Linked DNA regions of Homo sapiens: region 2 is linked to region 1. Evidence: read pairs that join two places in POLR2A ChIA-PET (ENCODE). Cell type or tissue: MCF 10A. All regions are shown on one strand. Region 1 overlaps EPS15-AS1 (EPS15 antisense RNA 1). Region 2 overlaps EPS15 (epidermal growth factor receptor pathway substrate 15).

What was found. Peaks named below come from ENCODE experiments on the same cell type or tissue, not always from the same donor. Only the 100,000 strongest peaks of a DNase experiment are listed, where the experiment ranks them.
Region 2: POLR2A ChIA-PET joins it to region 1 with 5 read pairs; 4 of 35 experiments call an interaction of 5 or more read pairs at or near these places.

The regions. Positions count from the first base shown.
Region 1 is chr1:51,567,166-51,572,165 of GRCh38, reverse strand. The region is part of intron 2 of EPS15-AS1 (EPS15 antisense RNA 1); the gene reads right to left. It also overlaps a transcript of OSBPL9 not described here and the pseudogene CALR4P. Among named protein-coding and RNA genes, the nearest start is that of OSBPL9, 47 kb to the left of the region's middle. RefSeq lists enhancers at 2,539-2,698, 2,859-2,908. In MCF 10A, a CTCF peak has its summit at 2,718; DNase peaks (open chromatin) are centred at 2,205 and 4,335.
Region 2 is chr1:51,504,806-51,509,805 of GRCh38, reverse strand. All of the region lies in intron 1 of EPS15 (epidermal growth factor receptor pathway substrate 15), which reads left to right. Among named protein-coding and RNA genes, the nearest start is that of EPS15-AS1, 11 kb to the left of the region's middle. RefSeq lists an enhancer at 4,725-4,784. In MCF 10A, no CTCF peak of the experiment used is centred here; a DNase peak (open chromatin) is centred at 3,105.

The DNA of each region.
Region 1 (5,000 bases):
GATTAAAGGAGAGAATTATGAACTGGCTTGAGAATCTTAAATTTTAAATCCACTCTGGAAAACTGTTCCCAGAGTATTAAACGGTATTAAAGGGAAAACCATTTCCAGAGTAGAGAGAAATTGGAGACGGTGTGACCCACGGGAAGCTGTGCCTTGGTGATGCCAGTGAGGGTAGTCTGCTCAGCCACTCATCTCCTCTCAGTGTGGTTTCTTGGTTGTTGTCCCTCACATTGTATCCCACTCAGGTTCATTGGATTCCTCCTAGTTCTTTAGAAGAGTCCTGGGTTACAAAAGAGGCTCAGAGAGAAGGCAGGTGGAATTGAGCTACGAAGTAGGGTTTGGCAGAATAGAGACTCAAAACTTGGTCTTGCCTGCAGGTTCGGTGCTCTTTGCCTTGTGCACACGCCCTCCTCCGTGAAGTCTTCCCTGGTTACTCTAGCTGTTCTTGGGGTCTTTGGGGAAGTAAGCATACTTTGTTCAATTTTGTTTTGTTTTGATTAAGACAGGGTCTTGCTCTGTCACCCAGGCTGGAGTGCAATGGTGTGATCGTAGCTCACTGCAGCCTCAAACTCCTGGGCCCAAATGCTTCTCCCACCTCAGCCTCTGGAGTAGCTGGGACTACAGGCATGTACCACCATCCCCAACTAATTTTTAATTTTTTTTGCAAAGACAAGGTCTCATTATGTTGCCCATGCTGGTCTTAAACTCCTGGCCTCAAGCAGTCCTCCTGCCCTGACATACTAAAGTACTGGGATTAGAGGCATGAACCACCATGCCAGGCCAAGCATATTATTTAAAATGTAGACAACTCCTAACATAATGTCAGACATGAAAGTGTTTACCACAGAGCCTGGTGTACAATAAGTGCTCTTGAGATGTCTGAATCAGGACCTGTGATTCTTCTGTGTAATTTAACACATACTTATTGAGTCTTTCTTCTATGTCAGGTCCTGTTCCAGATTCAGGGAATATAAAGATGCACCTGTTCTTCAGAAGCTAAAAATTATTCAAAGAGACTGAAATAAACCTAGTTTCAACATAGTGTGACCCAGGAAAGTACAGAGAGCTGTGGGATCATAAGGAAGGACCCAGCCGGGTGTGGTGACTCACGCCTGTCAGGAGTTCGAGACCAGCCTGGCCAACATGCTGAAACCCCATCTCTACTAAAAATACAAAATTAGCCGGGCGTGGTGGCGGGAACCTATAATCCCAGCCACTTGGGAGGCTGAGGCAGGAGAATCATTTGAACCTGGGAGGCGGAGGTTGCAGTGAGCCGAGATTATGCCACTGCACTCCAGCCTGGCGACAGAGCAAGACTCCGTCTCCAAAAAAAAAAGGAACCTCACCAAGTACGAATAATGATAGCCCCTTACATTTTATGTTGACAGTTTACAAAGTACTTCTCAGATCTCTTACTCACTTGACCTTCACCAGGAATCCTATGAGATAGGAATAATTCTCCACGTTTTGCTGATATGAAACTGAGACTCAGAGAGTTAACAGAGCCCTAACCAGTAAGCTGGGCAGCAGCATGGAATAATAGAAAGACCACTAGCCTGGAGGCCAGGAGACTTTGCTTGTATGGCATGATTTCATTTGTGACTCTGTCATCTTGAGTAAGTAACCTTTCCTCCCTGGGGCTTGGTCTGCTCATCTATAAAGTAATGTGGTTAGACTAGAAAGGCTCTGAGATCTATTATTACCCTGATACTCTCTGGAGGAGGAAGTAAAGTCTTATAGTTGAAGATGGGGGCTCTAGAATTAAATGAACTGGTTGAGTGATCCTGCACAAGTGAAATAGCCTCAATGGCTTCATGATAAAGCAGAGAAATTAGGAGAACCCACTTCATGGGGTTATTATGAAGATTAAGTACAGTAGTAATATATGTGAATGAAACACATTGGTAACGAGTAAGTGTTCAGTGAATGTTAGCAGTGATTACTATTTGATCTACGAGGCTATGGTAGAAAGATGTCCAGAAAGTGCAGGGGCTCTTTCTACCACAGCATTTTTGTATGGTAGAACCTCATTCTGGTCACCCAGGGGAGCCTCGGAAAAACAGGCCTTTGTTTTGTAAAGTTGTAGAACAGTCTTCAAGTATCTCTTGAAAATCAGAGGTAGCATGGTATGCAGAAAGAATCAGACAAACGTGGCTTAAAATTCCAGCTTGGCTCCTTGCTAGCTATGTGGCCCTAGGCAGGTGACTCACCTCCTTATGACTCAGCCTCCTGATTGTAAAGTGGAGATAATACTCATTTTGCAGGGTTGCTCTGAGGCTTGAATAAAAGTATGTGTGCAAAGCTTTCAGCACAGGTATGGAAGAAAATACCAGAGATTGGTGAGGTCAAGTGCTGGATCTCTCTGGCTGCTTTTTGGGTATTTAAGCCTGAAGACTCTGTGCTTTCTGCTTCTAGGTCTCCAAACCAGTGAACATGCCAAGTTTTATGCCTTCTCAACCAGGTTGAAGCATTCAGCAATGAGAATGAGACCTTGGTGTTTCAGTTTTCAGTAAAACACAAGCAAAGGAAGTATTGTGGTGGCGGATATGTAAAACTCTTTCCTGCCACCCTGAACCAGGAGGATATGCACTCAGGATCCAAGTATCACATCATGTTTGGTAAGCTCTCTGATAGCAGTCACTGTCAGCTCCATTAGGTCCTAATGACAGCCACTGTAGTTGTTGAAAACGCTCAGATTCACTTGGAACAGAAAATGTCTAATATGATAACTCCACCCCGCCTCCATGTGGCAGGACTCTTCAAAGACCTGAAAAAAGCAACTCTAAACCTGAATGTTAATATAAGTAAACCACAGAGGTGGGGAGGCACATGGTACCATATTAAGAAATCTATAGCACAGGGAGACATTTTCCAGTTCTCAGAAGAGGAGAAGGAGGTCATCAGCTACGTAGACCCTCTCACAGGTACACTACAATAAGGCATTGTACTCTGCCTCAGTGAGAGAAAGGCACAGGAGGTCAAGGAAGTGACCTTTTTTTAGCATCTGAAATGTGTCCAGAGTGTTGTATCTGTAACCTAAATATGTAACTAGGCCTCCTTGGGGCAGTCCAGATCTTACTTAAGCACGTGTGTGTTTTGGATAGTGAGAGTGGTAACATGGGAGGTAAGGTTGAAAATTAAGTTAAGGCTGGGTGCAGTGGCTCACCCCTGTAATTCCAGCACTCTGGGTGGCGGGGGGCTGAGGCGGGTAGATCACTTGAGGTCAGGAGTTCGAGAGCATCCTGGCCAACATGGTGAAACCCCATCTCTACTGAAAATACAAACATTAGCCAGGCATGGTGGCTAGCACCTGTAATACCAGGCAGGATAATTGCTTGAACCTGGGAGATGGAGGTTGTAGTGAGCCGAGATTGCACCACTGCACTCTAGCCTGGCTGATAGAGCAAGACTCCGTCTCGAGAAAAAGAAAAATTAGCCAGGTGTGGTGGCGGGAGCCTGTAATTCCAGGTACTCAGGAGGCTGAGGCAGCAGAATTGCTTGAACCTGGGAAGCAGAGGTTGCAGTGAGCTGAGGTTGCACCACTACACTCCAGCCTGGGCGACAGCCTGGGTGACAGAGTGAGACTCTGAGACTCCGTCTCAAAAAAAAGAAAAGAAAAGAAAATTATGTTAAATCTATTCCCAACTGTTGGCAGATAAGGCTTTCTGGGCTCAGAGACACTGATGATCTCTAGAGTTCCCTCTAGAGTTTTTACAAAGCATAAAGGGCCCCAGGCTCTGTTTCTAGGTAGCCTTGGGTTTGAATACCAACAATGCTACTTACTAGCTGTTTGTCTTTGAGCAACCTGCTTAACTGTTCTGAGCCACAATTTTCCCAGCTAAAAGTGGGGGATAGTAACACCTACTTGTAAGAATTAAATGACATGGTATAAAATGCCTGACACAGAAGGGGTTTCTGGTTGGGTTTGGTCAATGGGAGCCCTGGGAGATCAGAGATGGAAAAGAGAGTTGTGTTCCTCAACTGAAAGTCAGCTTCTCTCTTGCCTGTCTTTTCCACAGGATTCTTTCTTCCAGGCTCTGGCAAGCACTCCTTCTAGCCCCTTTAGGCCTAGGGGTAGAACCCCATTGTTGCTAGCCCTGAGCATAGCACTATACTTTATGTTTTCACAATGTCCTGCCCCAACCTTTGTAAATAGTCCTTTTATTAAATCCTTCTCAAATAATCCCAAATTTGATTGTGCCATCTATATCCTGCTGGGACTCTGATTAATACACATGCTGTGTTTGTCTTGGGTCTTGGCCTTAGACCAGGCAAACTGCCTTAAAGCTATGTGAAATTATGCTTTGGGGTTTAATTTCCAGGCCCTGACATTTGTGGCTTTGGCAACAACAAAGTACAGGTCATCCCTCATTACTGAGAGAAATACCATGAGAACAAGACCATCAAGTGCAGGGTGAGTGTGTGCTGGTCCTCAGCCAAGGGGGAAGGAGATGCATTTTATATGTGTTATCTCATTTAATTCTTACAAAATCTTATAAATTAAATACTGTCATCTCCATTTTACAGGTTAAAAAGTAGATCTAGAGAAATGCTGTAAATTGCAGGATTTCATCAAGGAGCAGTTGATCCAAAAGCCTAAGAAGTTATATGAGGTCCTCCTGTGGAACAATGCTTGGCATAGCCCAGTTCCCCACTGCTAGACATGGGAGAGGATGGGGGAGGGAGGGAGTGTTGGACTTAGAAATGGGGATGGGTAGTCAGTTTATCATAGTAACATCAAGTTAGAGACACCTAGGTTGGCTAGAGGATAGTAGGTGGATTTCATCAGCAACTCAACAGGGATTCAAATACTAACTCTGTTTTGGGCCTTAGGCTGGGGACAGAGTGGGCCAGACATGGCCTTTGACTTCACAGAACTCACAGTCAATGAAGGTAAGAGTCAAGCAAAGTGACTACCTAGTATGCTGGGCATCTGTGGGAGCACAGAAGAGGACCCCTACCCAACCTGGAGGCTAAGGAAATACTTCTTAGGTAAGAGT
Region 2 (5,000 bases), 62 kb after region 1:
CTTATCATTGCATACACCACATCTCTAGAAAGTGATTGTTGCACGAAGTTATAGTGGAAAGTTTTTGTAGACATAGTAGAAGGTAGTTTTTCATTTTGCAACCTCCAGATTTATTGCTCATGAAAATCTAAGCTTGTCTAGGTTAGTGTACATCATACCAATATTTACTTTTAAGCTAATATTCTCTCAGACATGGTTATTTGGACTTGGAGTTTCTACAGTATTGTATTGCTAAAGATAAAATGTATCAGAGACTCCCTATAAAATAGACTTTTATTGACTAAAACCTGGAACCATTAGCTGTAATGATTTCTGATCCTCAGATGAACATTTTTGAGAACTAGCATAAAATAATGAGAGAGATCTTGGGCTCTGAAGTTAGAATGTCTTAGGTAAATTGATAGATTTTAGTTATATGAGCCATTAATTTTTATGAAATGTTGCACTTAATTAGAATTTTGATGGATCATTTATACTAAGGATTATTGATAACTTCATTCCATCTTTTGTTCTGTAGGTACAACATAGATATAGCATTATGCATATATAAAAAATATGAAATTATATGCATTAAAGGTGCTTCCAGTATTGATGGTTGATCCTCTGTTTCAGAAAACATTTACTAGATGCCTCCTGTGTGTCACTACTCTAGTAAGCCTTGGACATACAGAATAAGACCATGACATTTGCTCTGAAGTAGCTTTTGGTTTTTTAGGGAGATAAACACTGACTTTCTTGTGTGACAAGTACTGTGATAAAGGATGATAGAAGTAAGGCAAGGGGGTGCCATGAGAGAATACTGTGATTATGATGAAACTTTTGGTGGTAATATAGTTTTTAATTATTTAATGGTTTTATAGGATCCAGGGTTGTTACTGTAGAGGATATTTAAACTGTACTTGAAAGGATAACATAAATCTATAGGAACATTTGATTCAAGTTAAATTGTATTTTGGTGCATAGAGTTCATATTGTGGGATATAACATCAATTTTCTTATGAGATTCCTTGTTTTATCTTTTTTTTGTAATAAAGGAAGAATTTTTAACTTTGACCATAGAGCATAGGAAGGGGACTCAAGGATAGACTTCAAAAGATCTGTGATCTACTCCAAAACAGTAGGTAAAATATTTTATATATATATTTTAACAGAGTGTCAAGATTCTCATCCCAGGGACACTGAGAGAAGTTTTACGTAGTGGGAAGAACACTGGATATAGTACAAGACAAACCTGGATTGAATTGTAGCTCTGCCATTTGTGACATCTCTGAGTGATCATGGCAAATTACTTAAACCCTTTCATTTGCTTATGTATGATGTATACACATTGTTGAGATATAGGAGACATTTGATAAATAGAATTGCTTGTATTATTATTAATACTTACCTGCAGAATTTATATGTATTTGTTTAAATTTTCTCTTTCTTTCTTTCTTTCTTTCTTTCTTTCTTTCTTTCTTTCTTTCTCTCTTTCTCTTTCTCTCTTTCTCTCTTTCTCTCTTTCTCTCTCTCTCTTTCTCTCTTTCTCTCTTTCTCTCTCTCTCTCTCTCTCTCTCTTTCTCTCTTTCTTTTCTTTTCTTTTCTTTTCTTTTCTTTTCTTTTCTTTTCTTTTCTTTTCTCTTTTTGTGACTGAGTCTTGCTCTGTTGCCAGGCTGGAGTGCAATGGTGCGATCTCAGCTCACTGCAACCTCCACCTCTCGGGTTCAAGCAATTCTCCTGCCTCAGCCTCCTGAGTAGCTGGGACTACAGGTGCACACCACCATGCCCAGCCAATTTTTGTATTTTGTATTTTTAGTAGAGAGGGCTTTCACCATGTTGGCCAGGATGGTCTCGATCTTCTGACCTCGTGATCCACCTGCCTCGGCCTCCCAAAGTGCTGGAAATACAGGCGTGAGCCACCGCGTTGGGCCTAAATGTTTTTTCATTTCCAGTATTCTTCACTCACTAAAGAAAACTTGGAACATGCATGTCGAAAAGTAGAAGATAGATCACCATCCACACCATTCTTTAAATTTTAGTCTTTTACATCGTTTCTTTTTTTTCCAAATGTAGTTATTATCTCTCTTTCATACACACACACACATATATATGTGTGTATATATATGTATGTAACATTTTTTATTCTGTTCTCCTTTTTTTTTTTCTGAGATGGAGTCTTCCTCTGTCACCCAGACTGGAGTACAGTGACGTGATCTCAGCCCACTGCAACTTCCATCTCCCAGGTTCAAGCAGTTCTCCTGCCTCAGTATCCCAAGTAGCTGGGATTACAGGTGTGTGCCACCATACCTGCCCAATTTTTGTATTTTTGGTAGAGATGGGGTTTCACCATGTTGGCCAGGCTAGTCTTGAACTCCTGATCTTGTGATCTACCCGCCTCAGCCTCCCAAAGTGCTGGGATTACAGGTGTGAGCCACTGCACCTGGCCTATTCTGTTTTCTTTAAGTGTTTTCCTATGTGGTCTGCTTAGCATCTTTTTAATGTCTTTGGAGCATATTAATTGATTGTGTGCTTTATAGTTTAAGCCCTAATGTGTACAGATATTTTATATATGTCCACTATAATTTATGCTGTTGCAAATAACCTTTGCTCTACCATTTGATAAATTTTTTTCTGTAGAGTTATATGTGGTACTTATTATATTATTGAATTATTTTTCTATGTATACATTTGAGTTTTGAAATCAAATGAGTGAATTTTTAGTTTATATTTTAAGATCTTGAATGGTAAAGCAGACAGCAGCAAGGGTTAACTCGAGCAATAATCTGAAAAATGCTATTCTGAAGGGATTAAACCGAGCATATTTAATTTGGTTGCAAGGGCCATTTATAGTTTGTCAGAGTTCACTTAGCATAGGAAATTGGCATTAAAAGTTGTGAGCTTGAAGAAGATTGAAATATTTCAGTTTGTATATACAGTTTTCACCCTTCTCTGCAGTCTGTATTGCTTTCATTCTTAGTTTGTTCTCTACATTCTTAGTTTGTTCTCTACATTCTGTTCTGTTCTGTTTTTTTTTTTTTTTCTGGCACACTTTTATGCGGCGCCTTGTAAGATCTGGGGGTGGATTCTGGACCATCTGGCACTTCAGAATAGCTCAAAACCTTAACTCTCTTGACTCTACTTTGAGCCATACTTGCTTGAAATGTCCTGGTTTGTCTCTCTGCTTGGCACGTTTTCTGCTTTATACCCTCAGAGCTTTTTATGACTAATTTCTTCCTTAGGACAGGAATTTTAAGAGTACCAGTATTCATAAGTTAAAGTGGACAAGACTTATTTCACTGTAAAATTCACCAAAAAAACCCTCATAAACTTTGCAATCTGTTTTTAAATGTATAATTGACATGAGCACTTATGTCTGTTTGATAAATATTTAAAATATTCAAAAATGGAATTTTTTAAGGTACTGCTTATAGTTTTTCTTTGATTATGAGGCCAGTTAGGAAAGTGTAATTCTGCAAATTGTAAATCTACTGAGTTGATTTCTAGTCCTAGCTTTAAAATACTTCATATGTCCAAATTAATAATAAGTTAAAAAGATATACCTGCATTTAAAAATATGAGCCATCTACCAATTCCAAAAAGCTGTGGAGGTAGTTAATGTATAAAATATTTAAACATTGTTGGCTGGGCACGGTGGCTGACGCCTGTAATCCCAGCACTTTCGGAGGCTGAGGTGGGAGGATCACCTGAGGTCAGGAGTTTGAGACCAGCCTGGCCAAAGTGGTGAAACTCCGCCTCTGCTAAAAATACAAAAATCAGCCGGGTGTGGTGGCAGGCACCTGTAATTCTAGCTACTCGGGAGGCCAAGGCAGGAGAATTGCTTGAACCTAGGAGGCAGAGGTTGTAGTGAGCCAAGATTGCGCCATTGTAATCCAGCCTGGGTGACAGAGCAAGACTCCATCTCAAAACAAACCAACAAATAAATAAATAAATAAATTGTAGTGAGCCAAGATTGCGCCATTGCACTCCAGCCTGGATGACAGAGACTCCATCTCAAAAAATAAATAAATAAATAAAAATAAAATAAAATATTTAAACATTGTTTACTTTTATTAAGAGACTTTTTTTGTAGCTTTATGCTCCATTGTTCTTTTCTAAAATTTTTATTTTTTACTTTTTAAACAGTTTAATTGAGATGTAATTCACATACCATACAACTTACCCTATAAAGTGTACAATTCAGTGGTTTTTAGTCTCTTCACAGATACGTGCAAACATCAATTTTAGAACAATTTTATCACCTCAGAAAGAAACTTGTACCCCTCAGCTATCACCCTCCCATATTGCATGCTTCCCCCAGCCTAAGCAACTATTAATCTACTTTCTGTCTCTATAGAGTTTGTTATTCTGGACTTTGTATGAATGGAATAATATAATACATATACTCTTATGACTGCCTTCTATCACTTTTTGTGGTTTATCTATGTTGCAGCAAGTATCAGTAATTCATTCCTTTTTTTGGTTGAAAAATATTCCATCGTATGGTTATACCACATTTTGTTTTTCCATTTGTTCATTGGTGGATATTTGGGTGGTTTCCACCTTTTGGCTGTTATGAATAATGCTTTTATAAGCATTCATATACAAGGTTTTGTGTAAATATATGTTTTCACTTCTCCTGGGCACATATCTGGTCATGTGGAAATTCTGTGTTTAATCATTTGAAGAGCTGCAGATTTTTTTTTTTTTGAGACACAGTCTCACTCTTTCACCCAGGCTGGAGTGCAGTGGCGCAATCATGGCTCACTGCAACCTCTGCCTCCTCGGTTAAGCGATTCTCCTGCCTCACCCTCCCGAGTAGCTGGGACTACAGGTATATACCACCACACCCGGCTAATTTTTGTATTTTTAGTAGAGACAGGGTTTTACCATGTTGTCTGGGCTGGTCTCAAACTCTTGGCCTCAAGTGATCCACCCGCTTCGGCCGCCCAAAGCACTGGGATTATAGGTGTGAGCCACCACGCTCGGCTGCTGACTGTTTTAGAGCAGCTGCACCATTTATA